Regions from separate parts of the Homo sapiens genome. Here region 1 is linked to region 2. Evidence: read pairs that join two places in POLR2A ChIA-PET (ENCODE). Cell type or tissue: PC-9. All regions are shown on one strand. Each heading gives the region's core, and the rest is flanking DNA. Links, peaks and the distances in the headings are about the cores only. Region 1 holds the start of LINC00351 (long intergenic non-protein coding RNA 351). Region 2 holds the start of SLITRK6 (SLIT and NTRK like family member 6).

The links. Peaks named below come from ENCODE experiments on the same cell type or tissue, not always from the same donor. Only the 100,000 strongest peaks of a DNase experiment are listed, where the experiment ranks them.
Region 1: POLR2A ChIA-PET joins it to region 2 with 10 read pairs; 2 of 35 experiments call an interaction of 5 or more read pairs at or near these places.

The regions. Positions count from the first base shown.
Region 1 is chr13:85,358,777-85,367,909 of GRCh38, reverse strand. It overlaps LINC00351 (long intergenic non-protein coding RNA 351), which reads right to left and starts at 4,307. Exons shown (of 4, transcript NR_046989.1): 1 at 3,815-4,307. In PC-9, for the core only: no CTCF peak of the experiment used is centred there; no DNase peak of the experiment used is centred there.
Region 2 is chr13:85,791,549-85,800,681 of GRCh38, reverse strand. SLITRK6 (SLIT and NTRK like family member 6) reads left to right here and starts at 1,263. Exons shown (of 2, transcript NM_032229.3): 1 at 1,263-1,768; 2 at 4,150-7,892. The coding sequence starts at 4,174. The coding sequence ends at 6,699. In PC-9, for the core only: no CTCF peak of the experiment used is centred there; a DNase peak (open chromatin) is centred at 1,291.

The sequences.
Region 1 (9,133 bases), core at 465-8,464, 430 kb after region 2:
AGTTGCTTATCAGCACTATGATCTGCCAAGTAATAAAGAGGACAAGAGAATATCAATGAACTGGAAATAAGAACATGCACTATATAAAAACACTATCATATACATGTAAGTAATAAAAAATATGTAAATTAACTCAGAAAAGTGTACTTGTGAAGTTCCTTAGAATCCATACAGGCCATATTTTCACATCTGATTCATAAATGTTGCATATAATATTCAGTTCTACTACTGACCTCAAGTGATAGAAAATTTGTAGTCTCTCATAGCAGGCAGCACATGCCATATTTTATATATTTGTCCAAGCCTCTCTCCCCAAATCTGACATTACTTAGATCTTTACATGAAAGCGAGTATAAAAGTAGAGTAGGTGAATCATGTGAAGACTGAAAAACTCTGGTTTGAAATTATTTGGGCTAATTTTTTTTTTCAAGTGTACCATGGAAATAGAGCCTCGTGGTCTTGCAGAAAGTAAATATACCACTTAAGGGAGAAATAAATGCAGCATGTTTACAGACACAGTAGAAAGAGAAAACAGCAAGTAAAGAAATTTATTTCCTTTTTGATGTACTGAAGAGTTCACAGATACATCAGAAATCTACTCATATTTTGTCAATATAATTTTAACGCATACACTGCCATTATACATGTTTAAAAATGTGTGTGTGTACATTCTTGTGTGTATGAATCACATATAACCAGAGCCTGCGTAAATCTTTTATAGTTAAAGAAACTAAAATTAGATGGAAATGTAAAAATTTCCACTTAAATGTGATAGACATTATAAGAACATTTACGTGTGAATAGATATATTATGCATTTTAATAAAATATGTTGGAAATCATAAAATGCTATACTTTTGTGTAGGAAATGCACACATAGAAAATACAATTTAGCCTGTTAGGCATTCTCATTTTTGTTTTTCTTGAGCTTAAATATGAGCTCTCTGGCACGCAACAGAAACAACAGAAGGAGACGGGGTAAAGATTAGGTCATTCCCAGCCATCATGTTCTGAATTCTCTTTTTGTTTCAGTGCCATTATTAGCTTTTCTTTGTAATTTCCTCTCTTATTCTAAATTGCCTCAATTTCTATTAAGTGGATTTTCCAGTCTGCATTATCAATTTGATAGACAAAAGAATTATAGACTCAGTTCATATAAATATCTGATGAAAATTCTCTCAGATAACTCTCCAATAAATTACCTTGAAAATGTTTCTGTAGAATTAAAAAGTAAACATCTGATAAATACAAATAAACATCCGATAGAACTGAATATCATATAGTACCATTTTTATATTTGTCAGTAGTGACAACAAAACAAAATCTCAACAAAATTACAATAGATTTATAGAAATGAAGTTGGCAAAATTGAAAAACTTTGATCATTGCTAAACTCTTAGATTAACTTTTCTGGAACATTATCAATAGATTATTTTAAAGAGAAAGTTTGAATTTTTACAGGTATATCACCATCGCCAGATATATAATTTTTATTTGAACACTGCATGACAGTGAAAGTATGGTTGCTCTTTATACTAAATCAAAAATATTTCACAAAATCAGTATAATATACTCTTTTTCTTCACTAAAGGGAAGTGATACTGCTTCAAGACTAACATTACGAGAGAAGAAAAATTCTAGACATCTTGTTGATTACATAAGAGTATTTAGCTACCAGATAAAAATATTGAATAAAGTTACTTAGCCAGAGGGAGGAAAAGAATGGCAAAGTTATCCAGTAGTATTCTTCCCACGGTTCAGATTTGTTGGGTATGTTGATTTTTGTTGTTTTTGTTAAAAGTGGTTTATAACAAGGCTTTAATGAAGCTGTCACGCACTCTACTCTATTTTCAATTGGAAGCATGTGGTGTCATTTAGATCTTTTTTTCCCCCTTAGATTACTTGGAAAACATTCAGCATTTGATTGCTTTTAATCAAGAAAACGAGGCACATTTGCTAAATCTTTTGATTAATCTGATTTTGATAAACATCCATGAGCAATTAAGAGTCTTAATCCTGAAGTCAAAGTTAGCAGAACTTGGGATATGAAATATTAGATATATAAAATACTACCCAGTTTATTTCATTGAAGAAAATCAGGATGATATAAAATTAAAATAAAACAATACGTTGAGAGAAAATAATACTGATTTCTCAACAAAGTTATCATCCAAATTTTTTCTGGATTGGGACAAAACTAATACTCTTTAAATTCTATATTTAATAAGCATGAGCATGAAATGCACATATATATATATATACAAAAAGATATACAAGACAGCAGAATTTTAATACAACTATGAGTCAGAGTTATGAATTAAATTGACTGTGGTATTCTAAAGAAGCATAACCTAAAACATTCAGAAGAGAAATAATGTGGGTCTTAAAAGTAGAAGTAACTACCTAACAAATTTTGCTTTCAAATTAGAGTAGTGAGAATTAATGTTTATCATAATATTACAACCACTATGGAAAACAGTGTGGAGATTCCAAAAAGAACTAAAAGTAGATCTACCATTCGATCCAGCAATCCCACTATTGGGTATCTACCCAGAAGAAAATAAGTCATAATATGAAAAGGACTTGCACACGTGTTAATAGCAGCACAATTAGCAATTGAAAAAAATATGGAATTAACCCAAATGCCCATCAATCAATGCATGGATAAGGAAAATGCTCTCTCTCTCTCTCTCTCTCTCTCTATATATATATATACACCATGGAATACTACACAGCCATAAAAAGGAGCAAAATAATGGCATTTGTAACAACCTGGATGGAATTGGAGACTATCATTCTAAGTGAAGTAACTCAGAAATGGAAAACCAAACATTGTATATACTCACTTGTAAGTGGGCCTAAGCTTTGAGGACACAAAGGCATAAGAATGACACAACGGACTTTGGAAGGGTGAAATGGGGGTGAGAGAGAAAAGACTACACATTGGGTACAGCGTACACTGCTCAAGTGATGGGTGCACCAAAATCTCAGAAATCACCACTAAAGAACATATCCATGTAACAAAACACCACCTGTTCCCCAAAAACCTATTGAATTTTTTTTTTTTTTTAAAGAAACTGAGATAACCTGGAAGACAGTCAGGGTGTGAGCCACCCCTTTGCTGATGAAGACAATAACAGATCAGCTGGTTGTGGAGCTGGCACCACCCCACTCTGCTTGGGAATTTGTTGCTGGAAGAGCAGCTTGGAGTTCACCTCTTCAAGTCTCCCAACAGTCATAAAATCTTATGTAATACTCCAGTGATAAAACTGTTTCTCTCTAAACCAGCTAGATTCTTTTTCCTCTGCAGTAAAACCTGATCTTCCCAGAAATTAGTTTTTTTTTTTTTTTTGGTTATTTCTCCACCAAACAATGTGTCATGATACTCAACGTTTCTCTAGAAAGTGGGTTGGGGAATAGAATTTTACTTCTTTATGATTTTCAAAATAGCATGATTATAGATATTTTAAGCTTTTTTAGATTTTTCAGAATTTTCAAAACAAAATGGAAAATATATTGTTTTTTGACCCCCCCCTCCACCCACCCACCCACACACACACACACACACAAAGGGTCAGGGCCCAGTTTTACTCACGTCAAGTTTGAGATACCTATTAAAAATTCAAGTGAGTAGGCAATTGGTAAATATAAAATTTTCAGCATGTAAGCGGCATGTAGATGGTGATATGCAAGTGGAGTGAGTATTCTGAGTTCCTGTCTCTAAAGGTGCTCAAATAGAAGGGAGGTGAACAATTAAAAGTGTAGGTAATATTGTTACATAGATTGCAATTCTGATTTGCGTTGGAATAAATTACCTCTGTGATTCCAGAATATGATCCCACAGGAAATGATGTTGTGTCCAGAATTTGTGGTTCTTGGTCTTGGTGACTTCAAAAATGAAGCTGCAGACCCTTGGACCCTCGCAGTGAGTGTTACAGTTCTTAAAAGATGGTGTGTTCGGAGTTTGTTCCTTCAGATGCTCAAATGTGTCCGGAGTTTATTTCTTCTGGTGAGTTCGTGGTCTCCCTGGCTTCAGGAGTGAAGCTGCAAACCTTCGCGATGAGTGTTACAGCTCTTAAAGGCGTCGCGTCTGCAGTTGCTAGTTTTTTCTGGTGGGTCGCTGGTCTCACTGGTTTTAGGACTGAACCTGCAGACCTTAGCGCTGAGCGTTACAGCTTATAAACGCAGCAGGGATCCACAGAATGAGCAACAGCGAGACTCATTCCTGAAGAGCAAAAAAAAACGCAAAAAATCAACGCTCCCACATCACGGATAGGAAATCTGAGTAGGCTGACTCTGCTGGCTGGGGTGGCCCGCTTTTATTCCCTTATCTGGTCCCACCCACATCCTACTGATTGGGCCATTTTACAGAGAGCTGATTGGTCCATTTTACAGAGAGCTGACTGGTTCGTTTTGACAGAGTGCTGATTGGTGTGTTTACAAACCTTTAGCTAGACACAGAGTGCTGATTGTTGCGTTTACACTCCTTTAGCTAGACAGAAAAGGTCTCCAAGTCCCCACCGGTCCGAGAAGCCCAGCTGGCTTCATCCTTCAGTGGCACTCGCCTAGGGACTTTGCAGCACCTAGCCTGGGCAGTCCGGCAGCCCAGAGGGAGCTGGTCCCCTAATCAAGCCCAGCAGGCGCCCGCCGGCCGGCGGCGCTGAGTGCCGGCCCGCGGGGCCGCGGAACCCTGGCCCACCCAGAACCTGCGCAGAGCCACAAGGGCCGTGCACAGCCCCGGCTCCCGCCCGCGCCTCCCACTCCACACCCCCCCCGCCAGCAGAGGGAGCCGGCTCCAGCCTCGGCCAGCCCCAGAGAGGGGGCCCCCACGGAGCAGCAGGGGGCCCCCACGGAGCAGCAGCGGGCCAAAGGGCTCCTCAAGCCGGCCAGAGCAGACGCCAAGGCCGAGGAAGCGCCCAGAGTGAGCAAGGGCTGCTAGCACGTTGTCATCTCTCAATGTCTCAGCAAACTAACACAGGAACAGAAAACCAAACACCGTATGTTGTCACTCATAAGTGGGAGTTGACGGTGAGAACACATGGACACAGGGAGGGGAACATCACACACTGGGGCCTGTTGGGGGTTGCGGGGCAAGGGGAAGGAGAGCGTTAGGACAAATACCTAATGCATGCTGTGCTTAAAACCTGAATGACGGGTTAATAGTTGCAGCAAACCACCATGGCACATGTGTACCTATGTAACAAATCTGCACATTCTGCACATGTATCCTGGAACTTAAAAAAAAAAAAACGAAATCTTCATAGATCATCTTACCACCATTACGATACAATTTTATGGAAAAACAGAACTCAAGGGAGTTAAGAGTCTTTCTAATGGGCAAACATCTTGTTAGTGGCTTTTATGAAATTCAAACTTAGGACATTTTTAGTGTGTGCCTTTTACATTGCACCATGAACCAAATTGTTTCCCTTGAGACACTTTAGGATGATTTCAGATTTTCATTAAGTAATAAAATTTAGCCCGTTTATTTTCTTAAAATAGACAACTGTAAGTTAGACTTTTGCTTAAGACGTAAGAATATTTCAACTCTGTTTTACAATGATATACTATTTATCAACCTGCATTTAGAAAGCTAAACTAATTATATTAAATAGGACAGGAATTGAGCAGACAGAAGGAGACATTTGTTTAGATAATGTCTTGGTTGTGAGAGACAATTGCATTTCAAACATGTATATTTATTCTGTTGTGAGACAGCTATAATATTTTTGGTTCCAAAATGTGTGAATTTTAATGAGACTACTAGTTTTCTTTTAATCTTGTGAGAAATGGACCAAATTATATATATGTTAAAAATTAGCTACCACTCTCTCAAAATATATTTTATAGAATATTGTAAACTCTAACAACTGTCACAAAACCAAGTGATGTTGATAGTAGATGCTCTTGGTATAATCTGATGAATATGATAATTCACCTCTATGCTCTTTGTATCAAAAACCCGTAACCCCTATCTGTAATGAGAAAAAACATATACAAATCTCAGTTGAGGGGCAGTATATGAAATAACTGGCAATTATTCCTCAAAACTGTGATTATTGAAAAGAAGGAAAGTCTGTGATACTATCACAGCCAAAAAGAGGCTAAGGAGACACGACGATTACATGTAATATGGAATCTTGGATGGGATTCTGGAACAGAAGAAGGGAATTGGGTAAAAATGAAAAGAGCTGAATGAAATATGGTTTGATTTAATAACTGTATCAATATTCTATCACTAATTGTGACAAATGTATCATACTCTTGTAAAATGTTAATAAAAGTGAAAATTGGGTGTTAGGTATACGAATTTCCTCTGTACTATCTGTTCAAATTTTTAGATAAACCTAAACTCATTCTACAAAAAAAGTTCATTTTTTAAAGATGACAAATCTATGAAAACTATATTATTACTCAAAATCTGACAAAATTTATGTTAAGTTATATTTTGCCTGTGTGTATCATATTCAAGACACTGTGGTAAGTGCAGTGTACATAAGGTGAATAAAAAGTAGGCCCTCCGAGGAAGATATACAGATACATGAAAAGAAGTTTAACATCATGAATCATTTGGAAAATGGGAATAATAACTACAGTGAGATATTACTATACAGACAATAAAATTGTTAAGATAATGGGATCTTTATCTCCTGTAGCAAGCTGCTGGAAACTACACCAGTGTTTAACAAGTGAATTAATAAATAAGTTGTGTTGTAGACTTACAATGGAGTACTACTCAGCAATAAAAATTAATATGCAGTTGTGACATGGAACAACATAGTTGAATCTCAAAATAATTATGCTGTGTTAAAAAAGCCAAATGCAAAGAGTATACACTATATAATCCTTTTTTTTTTTTTTTTTTTTTTTTTTCAGATGGAGTCTGGCTCTGTCGCCCAGGCTCGAGGGCTCCAGTACAGTGGTGCAATCTCAGCTCACTGTAATAACTGCCTTCCGGGTTCAAGCGATTCACCTGCCTCAGCCTCCCCAGTAGCTGATATCACAGGTGCGCACCACAATGCCCTGCTAATTTTTATATTTTTAGTAGAGACAGGTTTTCTCCATGTTGGCCAGGCTGGTCTTGAACTCCTGACCTCAAGTGACCCGCCCCTCTTGGCCTCCCAAGGTACTGGAATTATAGGCGTGAGCCACCATGCCAGGCCCTATAATTCCTTTTCTATACAATCTGGAATATACAAATTAATTTATGGTGACAGAGAGCCAATCAGGAGTTGCCTAGGAATTAGGTTGGCTTTTAGAAATGAGATGGAAGATTTGCAAAGAGGCACAAGAAAACTTTTGGGGTGGTGAATAAGTTTACTATTGTGATTGTGGTGATAATTTCATGGGTGGATGCATATCCATCTATGTCAAACTCATCAATTTGCACACTTGAAATATGCATAGTTATCATATGTCAAGTATACCTCCATAAGGCTGTTTTTTTTTTTAAAAAAAAAGCATTTTGGAGCCTAATATAATAGCATAAGATAAAAATAAATATTTAGAAACTGTCCTTTAAAAAGTATTATATTCTATTTTAATCTAATGGTTGCAATAATATAATTTCTTGGTATTTTGTATTTTCAATTTTTAAATTAGAATTTCCAATTTTTAAATTAGAAATCACTTCCTCAATTTTAATCTCTTCTTCCAGGCCACAGAGCTAGAATTTGGCACAGGCAGTACAAAACTCTAGATACACTGACTCCCAGTAGTGTTCATTCCACCAAACCCAGACACCCAAGTTCAGGGGTGACTGCATAGTTGTTTCCATCGATATTGGCAGACATGAACACTAGGATAACATTCCAAAGGATGTACAGAAAATATTGAACCTATGTGGAAGGAAACTTAGTACATCATTACCTGTACAGCCCTGACCTTTCATTTAAATAGCTTTATTCACAATTCTATAGCATAGTTTTAACAAAAATCCAATTTAATTATGTTTACAGCTAATAGCCACGTCTTTAAAAGATGGCAATATTATTAACCTTCTCTCCAGTGTCCCTAACTAGATGCAAATTCACAGTTATACATTCATTTGTACCTAATAAGCCTATATAAAATGTTTGGAAAATGAAAAGAAAACCGAGAAGAACTTTGTGTACTATGTTCATCTGCAAGTTCCAGTTTTCTTATCAGCCCCCTGGGTTCATCAGAATGCGATTCATTGCATATTTTCCGTAATTTAAATATTCTGAAAACAGTTTTTTTTTTGTCTTTGTGATAGATGGTTTCTTTCAAAATTGATAGTTGCCTGTAAGGAAATATAACATCAAATTCTAGTTTTATTATTCTTAGACATTTAATCAGGTTAACGTATATCCCAATAGCATTGAACATAAAGTTTTTTTTCACTAACACTCTGTAAATCATGTAGTTATTCAAGAAAATACAATAATGTTCTTAAAGAAGTTATAGCTGAGACATTCAGTACTTTATGTCTACTTGGCTTATGCAACGGAAATGCTGGTGTTGATGTTAATTAAATGTATTTTTCTCCCAGGCATAGCAGTTCCAAAATTTGATGTAAAATTTTTACCTTTTCCATAATTAATAGTTTCAGAAAAAAATATTATTCTGCAATTCACAGTCCCTATTTAGAGAAGAAAAAGCTTAAAATAAATGTATACAATTAAGTTATGTAAACATTAACATATGCATATTTTATATTTTATTATAGTGTTGTAAACACTTTATTCTGTTTAGACAATGCACACTTAAACCATAAAAGTTTTCCAATATGAACAGAATTAATGAAATGTTTACATTGATTATTTTAAAATTAAAATCCACATTAAACGTTGTTTAAATTGGTATATCTTGTCTTGATAATAAGTAATTTAATTAAAACTGGTTAATCTCTTGAAGAAATAAGATTAGACATTTAGAAACCTCTTGACAATATCAGACACTTCCTCAAGATCACATTGCCAAAATGTGGCATAGGCAGTACTAAAATTCACATAATTTCTACAGTTATAATTTGCTGCACAACCTGGAGAAATAAACTGAGAAATTTATGCTTACCAATCTAGGTATTCATTTTAAAGTCATTGAAATAGTATATGTCTTCAAATAATGTGGAAACAAAATGTTTCAGAAATATAAATTAGAAATGTGATTGT
Region 2 (9,133 bases), core at 764-8,763:
CTCTTTTCCATGTTAAAGCACAAAATGTCATTAAAATAAACGAGAAACTTAATTACTGGGAAATATAAAGTAAAGTGAGAATACTGAAAATTCCCACAGAGCCCTTATGTGTTTAGAGCCAATATACCACCCTGAGACGATAAAACTATATCAATCTGAGTGTATGTCATTAAATAATAATGTGATATTCTTCTATTTTGATGATTTAAACTATATCAACTCTCCTTTTTAAAAACAGCACTTTCTGAAATGACACCTACTATTACATAGAAGGCCTCTAGAATCTGTATTTATTCTAAACAGAATAAACAAATAAAAGACAGCATCTAGTATATGCACTTTGGATGTGAAAAAGTTCAGGAAGGTAGGTAAGAAGAATAACTTTTTAAACCACAGGCTTTTTGAGAAATAAGGAATCTGACAAGAGTAATAATGGTGATGATTCAGAAACTTTTAAGAGCTGAAGAAACACGCAACTTTTAAGATATAACCTATTAAGAATAAATTCTCTCTGAGCTAGCACTATACAAATCAGGTTATTGTAATATCTACATATTTCACTTGTTTCATTTTATCTGTAAAGATATAATGTTATATTTTTGAAAGTGATAAACAGAACTTTATCAATGATAATTATTTTGTGTTTAAAGATTTTTAAATATATTTTAAAATAATTATGCTTTTCTTCTAAATAAATATATTAAAATAACTGAAAGATCTTCATTTCTAAGTTTAATTATTGAATATTAGCTCTAGGGAAAGAAATAATGAAGTAAAAACTTAGAGTCCCTAACATAAGGCTTTAAAAAAGTTAAATGGTGAATACAAAAATACAAATATTGCAGGGAAGCAGTTCGTGTTAACATTTTACAATCTAGTTAGTGCACAATTTCAACTATAAATACCAGATTTAAAAAAAAAAAGAAAAAAAAGAGGCAACTACTCTATAGGCAGCATTCTTGTGTTTCCTGCACACATGTGTGCAAACACTACAGAACAGTGTTAGTTGAGAATTTAACATAACGTATTATTTAGCTTGCTATAACACAATGTACTATTAAGCATTTAAAATGACGTGTTATTATTTCCATCAAAATTCACTTGCACTATATTTGGTATTGAAAGGAGTGGAAAGACCATTTGCAGAAAGAGGAGGAGTTGAGCAGTCCCAAGGTGGAGCTGTCTCTTGTGTTATATGACACTGGCAGATTAAAACGCTCTGATGGGGAAGGGCTTAAAGGCTGAGTCAAAAGCCAAGAAGTCTCTTTATTTACGCCTACCTCCCAGCCCTTGGCAATCTGACTAATAACAAACTGAGCTAACAAGAAATACTAGAAAAGGAGGAAGGAGAACATTGCTGTAGCTTGGATCTACAACCTAAGAAAGCAAGAGTGATCAATCTCAGCTCTGTTAAACATCTTGTTTACTTACTGCATTCAGCAGCTTGCAAATGGTTAACTATATGCAAAAAAGTCAGCATAGCTGTGAAGTATGCCGTGAATTTTAATTGAGGGAAAAAGGGACAATTGCTTCAGGATGCTCTAGTATGCACTCTGCTTGAAATATTTTCAATGAAATGCTCAGTATTCTATCTTTGACCAGAGGTTTTAACTTTATGAAGCTATGGGACTTGACAAAAAGTGATATTTGAGAAGAAAGTACGCAGTGGTTGGTGTTTTCTTTTTTTTAATAAAGGAATTGAATTACTTTGAACACCTCTTCCAGCTGTGCATTACAGATAACGTCAGGAAGAGTCTCTGCTTTACAGGTAAGATGAATGTTTCCAGGCTTTTCTTATACTTATTTTTGCATTATAGTAAAGTGATTGAATTTGTATGTTCGCTTCCTTTAAATAAACAACTTTGCATTAAAGGATACTCAATTTCATTCTTGCTTACTGGCACAACTAACACTGGAGCAGATGCCTGTATTCTCTGAGAAGCAGACATTTAGTCTAACAGCTGGCTACAGAGAAGAACAAATATAATATTCCACTATTTCTTTTGCAACATGCAGTTTGTTGTTAGAAACTAAATATGTGTGCTTTCTGAAGGAAGGATCACTTCCAAATGCGAATGTTGAATTGCAAATATAAGCAGAATATTGAATAATTCTTTGCATTTTGTATGCTACTTATTTTCTGATTTGAAAATACGTATTCTCAGAAAACATGTCAATGAGTATCTTTTGACCTCTTTACCACTGTATCAGATATTGTCAGTAGAGAACCACTTTTCACATCTGTGTGTGTTTCTGAAAAGATTAGAAACTGTTTCCTAGCACGTTTTGAAGAGCATAAAATTCATACAGGATTTACAAAATAACAAGAGTTTATCACTGAAAAATTATTTACTATTTTCTCTGATGCTATACCTGGTGAAATAAATCTTATTCTTTCTTGGTAATTTATGAATAAGTACTTTTAGTGATTGTGGAAGCTAATCCACAAGTTGAAGACTCCAACTACAAGCTGCTTGTTTATAAACTCAGCACACAAAGCTGTTTAAAATCAAATTATTTACCTACAGAAAAATAAAATCTTCTAACTTTCCCTTTACACAGAGGCAGTATGTTGTTTTGTTTCTTCAGTTGCCTTTTGCCTTTCAGGAACTTTGTACTATATGTGTTTTCAATAAAACACTATGTTTTCAGGGAATGCAAGTTTACTTTCAGGATTGTTGATTGGGTTCTGGTATGTTTTACCTGATTGTGAATTTTAATTTGATTCAGTTACTGTTCATATTTCAAACAACAAAAATGAAAACTGATTACTATTTTGAAAAGTTGAATAGTCATAAGATGTGTTTATATTTCAATTTAGTTTATATAAGTTTAAAGTATAATATTTAAAGGAAGGAAATAAAATTAGATCTCATTAGAGCTATAAATGTTTACCTTGCATAACTGTCATTTAAAGGGCAAAACCTTTTTAAGAATTGCTGTTTCAGATGCATTTGTTATGTGTTTCAGGATTAGAATACGTGATGTTATTCTGAACCATCCTTTTTTTCTTTTACTGAATTTGAAATATCATCAAAAAGTTTAATATGGTACAGTTTGTTTCAGATTTCATTGTTTGCGACTTTAAGCCTTTTAATAAAGGCTTAAAGCTGCTTAATTATGTGATGACATTCCGTGCCCTAAAGACTGTTTCAAGACCTCATTAGGAAGTCATTTGCTAGAAGTTTATATGAAGCATTGTTTATTCTTTTACAACAGCCTGAAATGTGTGTTAAAGATTAATCTTGCTTCTTTAGTTTTTATCATTTCCACCTCATCTATAACGTAATTAAGAAGCAGTAAGCAATATACTGCTTCTAGAAATTCAATATTAAATATAATGATTTAAGTGAAATTTGAATGGTCACACTTAAGTGTATGTATCTGATACTATTACGCTTATACAAACTACCCTTGATTGAATAGTTAAAAGAGTTCTTATAGTACTGTACTTTATAACATGATCAAAGACGCATTTTCCTCAAGGTTTTCAAAATAAACAATAAAATTAGTATATATATATATATATAGCCAAAACCGAAGCAGGTTAAAACACAGACACAGTTATTAGATGTTATTGTGTGACACCCAGTTCAACAATATAAAGACAATGCATGCTACATGCGTACATGCATACACACATACACATATGCACACATACATTCTTTTATCATTTTTTACATTCCCTACAGTTCTCTATGCTTACGGCTAATAACTATGTAATTGTCTTTTACTATAATCCTCCAGCCTTAAATGTATGACCATAAGGTTAAAAAATATTTTCAAATATATAACTTTGCATCACAGTGAAGTATCAGTGCTCTAAGGCAGCATCTCTCTCATCTGTTAAAATGCAGGTTATTCATCAGATGTGAGCACAAATTTTATGATATAATATTTTAAATCCCCCTTGACCTAAATTTTATATTTTGAACACAATGCAAGTTAAAAGTCAGCCAGACTTGCCTGTCTGAGTATTAGGAAAAAAAAAAAAGAAACAAATGATGTAAATGCAGCAAGGTACCCATATTTTCATGGTAATCCGTCATTTGCTTTTTGGAGAAAAACCTATTATTTTGAAAATATCAGCTTCATCTCCTCCCCAGTTCTGCCCACTAAAGTCCCTTGCTATTGCGTTTTATTTTACAGAATCGGATTTCATCACATGACAACATGAAGCTGTGGATTCATCTCTTTTATTCATCTCTCCTTGCCTGTATATCTTTACACTCCCAAACTCCAGTGCTCTCATCCAGAGGCTCTTGTGATTCTCTTTGCAATTGTGAGGAAAAAGATGGCACAATGCTAATAAATTGTGAAGCAAAAGGTATCAAGATGGTATCTGAAATAAGTGTGCCACCATCACGACCTTTCCAACTAAGCTTATTAAATAACGGCTTGACGATGCTTCACACAAATGACTTTTCTGGGCTTACCAATGCTATTTCAATACACCTTGGATTTAACAATATTGCAGATATTGAGATAGGTGCATTTAATGGCCTTGGCCTCCTGAAACAACTTCATATCAATCACAATTCTTTAGAAATTCTTAAAGAGGATACTTTCCATGGACTGGAAAACCTGGAATTCCTGCAAGCAGATAACAATTTTATCACAGTGATTGAACCAAGTGCCTTTAGCAAGCTCAACAGACTCAAAGTGTTAATTTTAAATGACAATGCTATTGAGAGTCTTCCTCCAAACATCTTCCGATTTGTTCCTTTAACCCATCTAGATCTTCGTGGAAATCAATTACAAACATTGCCTTATGTTGGTTTTCTCGAACACATTGGCCGAATATTGGATCTTCAGTTGGAGGACAACAAATGGGCCTGCAATTGTGACTTATTGCAGTTAAAAACTTGGTTGGAGAACATGCCTCCACAGTCTATAATTGGTGATGTTGTCTGCAACAGCCCTCCATTTTTTAAAGGAAGTATACTCAGTAGACTAAAGAAGGAATCTATTTGCCCTACTCCACCAGTGTATGAAGAACATGAGGATCCTTCAGGATCATTACATCTGGCAGCAACATCTTCAATAAATGATAGTCGCATGTCAACTAAGACCACGTCCATTCTAAAACTACCCACCAAAGCACCAGGTTTGATACCTTATATTACAAAGCCATCCACTCAACTTCCAGGACCTTACTGCCCTATTCCTTGTAACTGCAAAGTCCTATCCCCATCAGGACTTCTAATACATTGTCAGGAGCGCAACATTGAAAGCTTATCAGATCTGAGACCTCCTCCGCAAAATCCTAGAAAGCTCATTCTAGCGGGAAATATTATTCACAGTTTAATGAAGTCTGATCTAGTGGAATATTTCACTTTGGAAATGCTTCACTTGGGAAACAATCGTATTGAAGTTCTTGAAGAAGGATCGTTTATGAACCTAACGAGATTACAAAAACTCTATCTAAATGGTAACCACCTGACCAAATTAAGTAAAGGCATGTTCCTTGGTCTCCATAATCTTGAATACTTATATCTTGAATACAATGCCATTAAGGAAATACTGCCAGGAACCTTTAATCCAATGCCTAAACTTAAAGTCCTGTATTTAAATAACAACCTCCTCCAAGTTTTACCACCACATATTTTTTCAGGGGTTCCTCTAACTAAGGTAAATCTTAAAACAAACCAGTTTACCCATCTACCTGTAAGTAATATTTTGGATGATCTTGATTTGCTAACCCAGATTGACCTTGAGGATAACCCCTGGGACTGCTCCTGTGACCTGGTTGGACTGCAGCAATGGATACAAAAGTTAAGCAAGAACACAGTGACAGATGACATCCTCTGCACTTCCCCCGGGCATCTCGACAAAAAGGAATTGAAAGCCCTAAATAGTGAAATTCTCTGTCCAGGTTTAGTAAATAACCCATCCATGCCAACACAGACTAGTTACCTTATGGTCACCACTCCTGCAACAACAACAAATACGGCTGATACTATTTTACGATCTCTTACGGACGCTGTGCCACTGTCTGTTCTAATATTGGGACTTCTGATTATGTTCATCACTATTGTTTTCTGTGCTGCAGGGATAGTGGTTCTTGTTCTTCACCGCAGGAGAAGATACAAAAAGAAACAAGTAGATGAGCAAATGAGAGACAACAGTCCTGTGCATCTTCAGTACAGCATGTATGGCCATAAAACCACTCATCACACTACTGAAAGACCCTCTGCCTCACTCTATGAACAGCACATGGTGAGCCCCATGGTTCATGTCTATAGAAGTCCATCCTTTGGTCCAAAGCATCTGGAAGAGGAAGAAGAGAGGAATGAGAAAGAAGGAAGTGATGCAAAACATCTCCAAAGAAGTCTTTTGGAACAGGAAAATCATTCACCACTCACAGGGTCAAATATGAAATACAAAACCACGAACCAATCAACAGAATTTTTATCCTTCCAAGATGCCAGCTCATTGTACAGAAACATTTTAGAAAAAGAAAGGGAACTTCAGCAACTGGGAATCACAGAATACCTAAGGAAAAACATTGCTCAGCTCCAGCCTGATATGGAGGCACATTATCCTGGAGCCCACGAAGAGCTGAAGTTAATGGAAACATTAATGTACTCACGTCCAAGGAAGGTATTAGTGGAACAGACAAAAAATGAGTATTTTGAACTTAAAGCTAATTTACATGCTGAACCTGACTATTTAGAAGTCCTGGAGCAGCAAACATAGATGGAGAGTTTGAGGGCTTTCGCAGAAATGCTGTGATTCTGTTTTAAGTCCATACCTTGTAAATAAGTGCCTTACGTGAGTGTGTCATCAATCAGAACCTAAGCACAGCAGTAAACTATGGGGAAAAAAAAAGAAGAAGAAAAAGAAACTCAGGGATCACTGGGAGAAGCCATGGCATTATCTTCAGGCAATTTAGTCTGTCCCAAATAAAATAAATCCTTGCATGTAAATCATTCAAGGATTATAGTAATATTTCATATACTGAAAAGTGTCTCATAGGAGTCCTCTTGCACATCTAAAAAGGCTGAACATTTAAGTATCCCGAATTTTCTTGAATTGCTTTCCCTATAGATTAATTACAATTGGATTTCATCATTTAAAAACCATACTTGTATATGTAGTTATAATATGTAAGGAATACATTGTTTATAACCAGTATGTACTTCAAAAATGTGTATTGTCAAACATACCTAACTTTCTTGCAATAAATGCAAAAGAAACTGGAACTTGACAATTATAAATAGTAATAGTGAAGAAAAAATAGAAAGGTTGCAATTATATAGGCCATGGGTGGCTCAAAACTTTGAACATTTGAGCTTAAACAAATGCCACTCTCATGCATTCTAAATTAAAAAGTTAAAATGATTAATAGTTCAGGTGGAAGAAATAAGCATACTTTTTGGGTTTTCTACACATTTTGTGTAGACAATTTTAATGTCAGTGCTGCTGTGAACTAAAGTATGTCATTTATGCTCAAAGTTTAATTCTTCTTCTTGGGATATTTTAAAAATGCTACTGAGATTCTGCTGTAAATATGACTAGAGAATATATTGGGTTTGCTTTATTTCATAGGCTTAATTCTTTGTAAATCTGAATGACCATAATAGAAATACATTTCTTGTGGCAAGTAATTCACAGTTGTAAAGTAAATAGGAAAAATTATTTTATTTTTATTGATGTACATTGATAGATGCCATAAATCAGTAGCAAAAGGCACTTCTAAAGGTAAGTGGTTTAAGTTGCCTCAAGAGAGGGACAATGTAGCTTTATTTTACAAGAAGGCATAGTTAGATTTCTATGAAATATTTATTCTGTACAGTTTTATATAGTTTTGGTTCACAAAAGTAATTATTCTTGGGTGCCTTTCAAGAAAATTAAAAATACTACTCACTACAATAAAACTAAAATGAAAACTCTTTTTTAAATGTGCTTTCTTAAATGCACGACAAGCTTTACTTGTCATGCAATCAAGTAAGGATTAACACACATACACACAAACATACAGACACACACACACACACACTGCAGGAGGTTTCTATTTGTTGTTTACACACAGAAGTATCTTGTTCATGTTGTGAAAAAGACTATTTGATTTTTGGTATGCTTAACAGGGAGCCAAATTTAAAGTATGTCTAGCAGTTTTCCCTTTCAAGCAAATCATTTTCTAATGCAACGTAAAAGGAAATGTTTTATTTCTATCGTTTCTAATTATAGAATCAATCATACCTGCACACTTTCACAAGGCAAAGTGAAATTAGTCAAGGTAATCTGGGAATGTTTTCTGAACACCACACAGAGTCATGTACTGGGCTATGAAGGAACACATTTTCCATAAGGAAGTACTCCCTTCAATTTACTCCACAATATTTCAGTGATTCTTAAATGGTCTATTAAATATTTTGGCTTTTAATATCCAACTTTGCACTAATGGCAGAATATACATTATTTATTTTATTTTTAATAAGAAGCCTTCTTGTTGATAAAAACAATATGGGCTGTGCTGCATAGTATGAAGACTATAAGTAATGTAAAATCATATCATGAGCTTTTTTCTTTAAGTTATTGTAGATATTAATGAAAATCAATCAAGAGTTATGTATTAAAAGGTTTATTGAAAACCAACATTTCTTCATTAGCTTCCAAAGTTTGGAAGCATAAAGGTGGAAATTCTTTAAATAATAATTTCTAAGGGAAAATGTGTGTGCATATGAAATGCTGGATGTTTATCTACTAAAAAATATTCAGCATGGTAAATAGTAAAATCTCCAAAACATTATTTTAAAAATTACATTCTCAAGAGAAGAACAAATAAAGGCCAGAATTCATGTTATTGCCCTTCTTTTACTCAGTCCAGTATCTGCCAATATTTTCTAATTCTGATCAGGTACATAGAGGTATTAGGAAGACTTAAGATATTCCAATGCCTGGAGAACGCTTGGAAGGGATCTATGAATGCAGACAGAGACATGCCCTCAAGAACATTCTTTTCTTTGGGATGGGGGAAATATTTCTTTAATCTTTATTTGTCGTTAATTGCCTAAAGTAATAATGTTCACTCTTTAACTTATAATGAAGAGGAACAAAGTTGTTTAAGAAGCCATGTAAGTATATCCCCAAAATCAAAGTACAATCCTTATTCTGAATGTAACTTAAA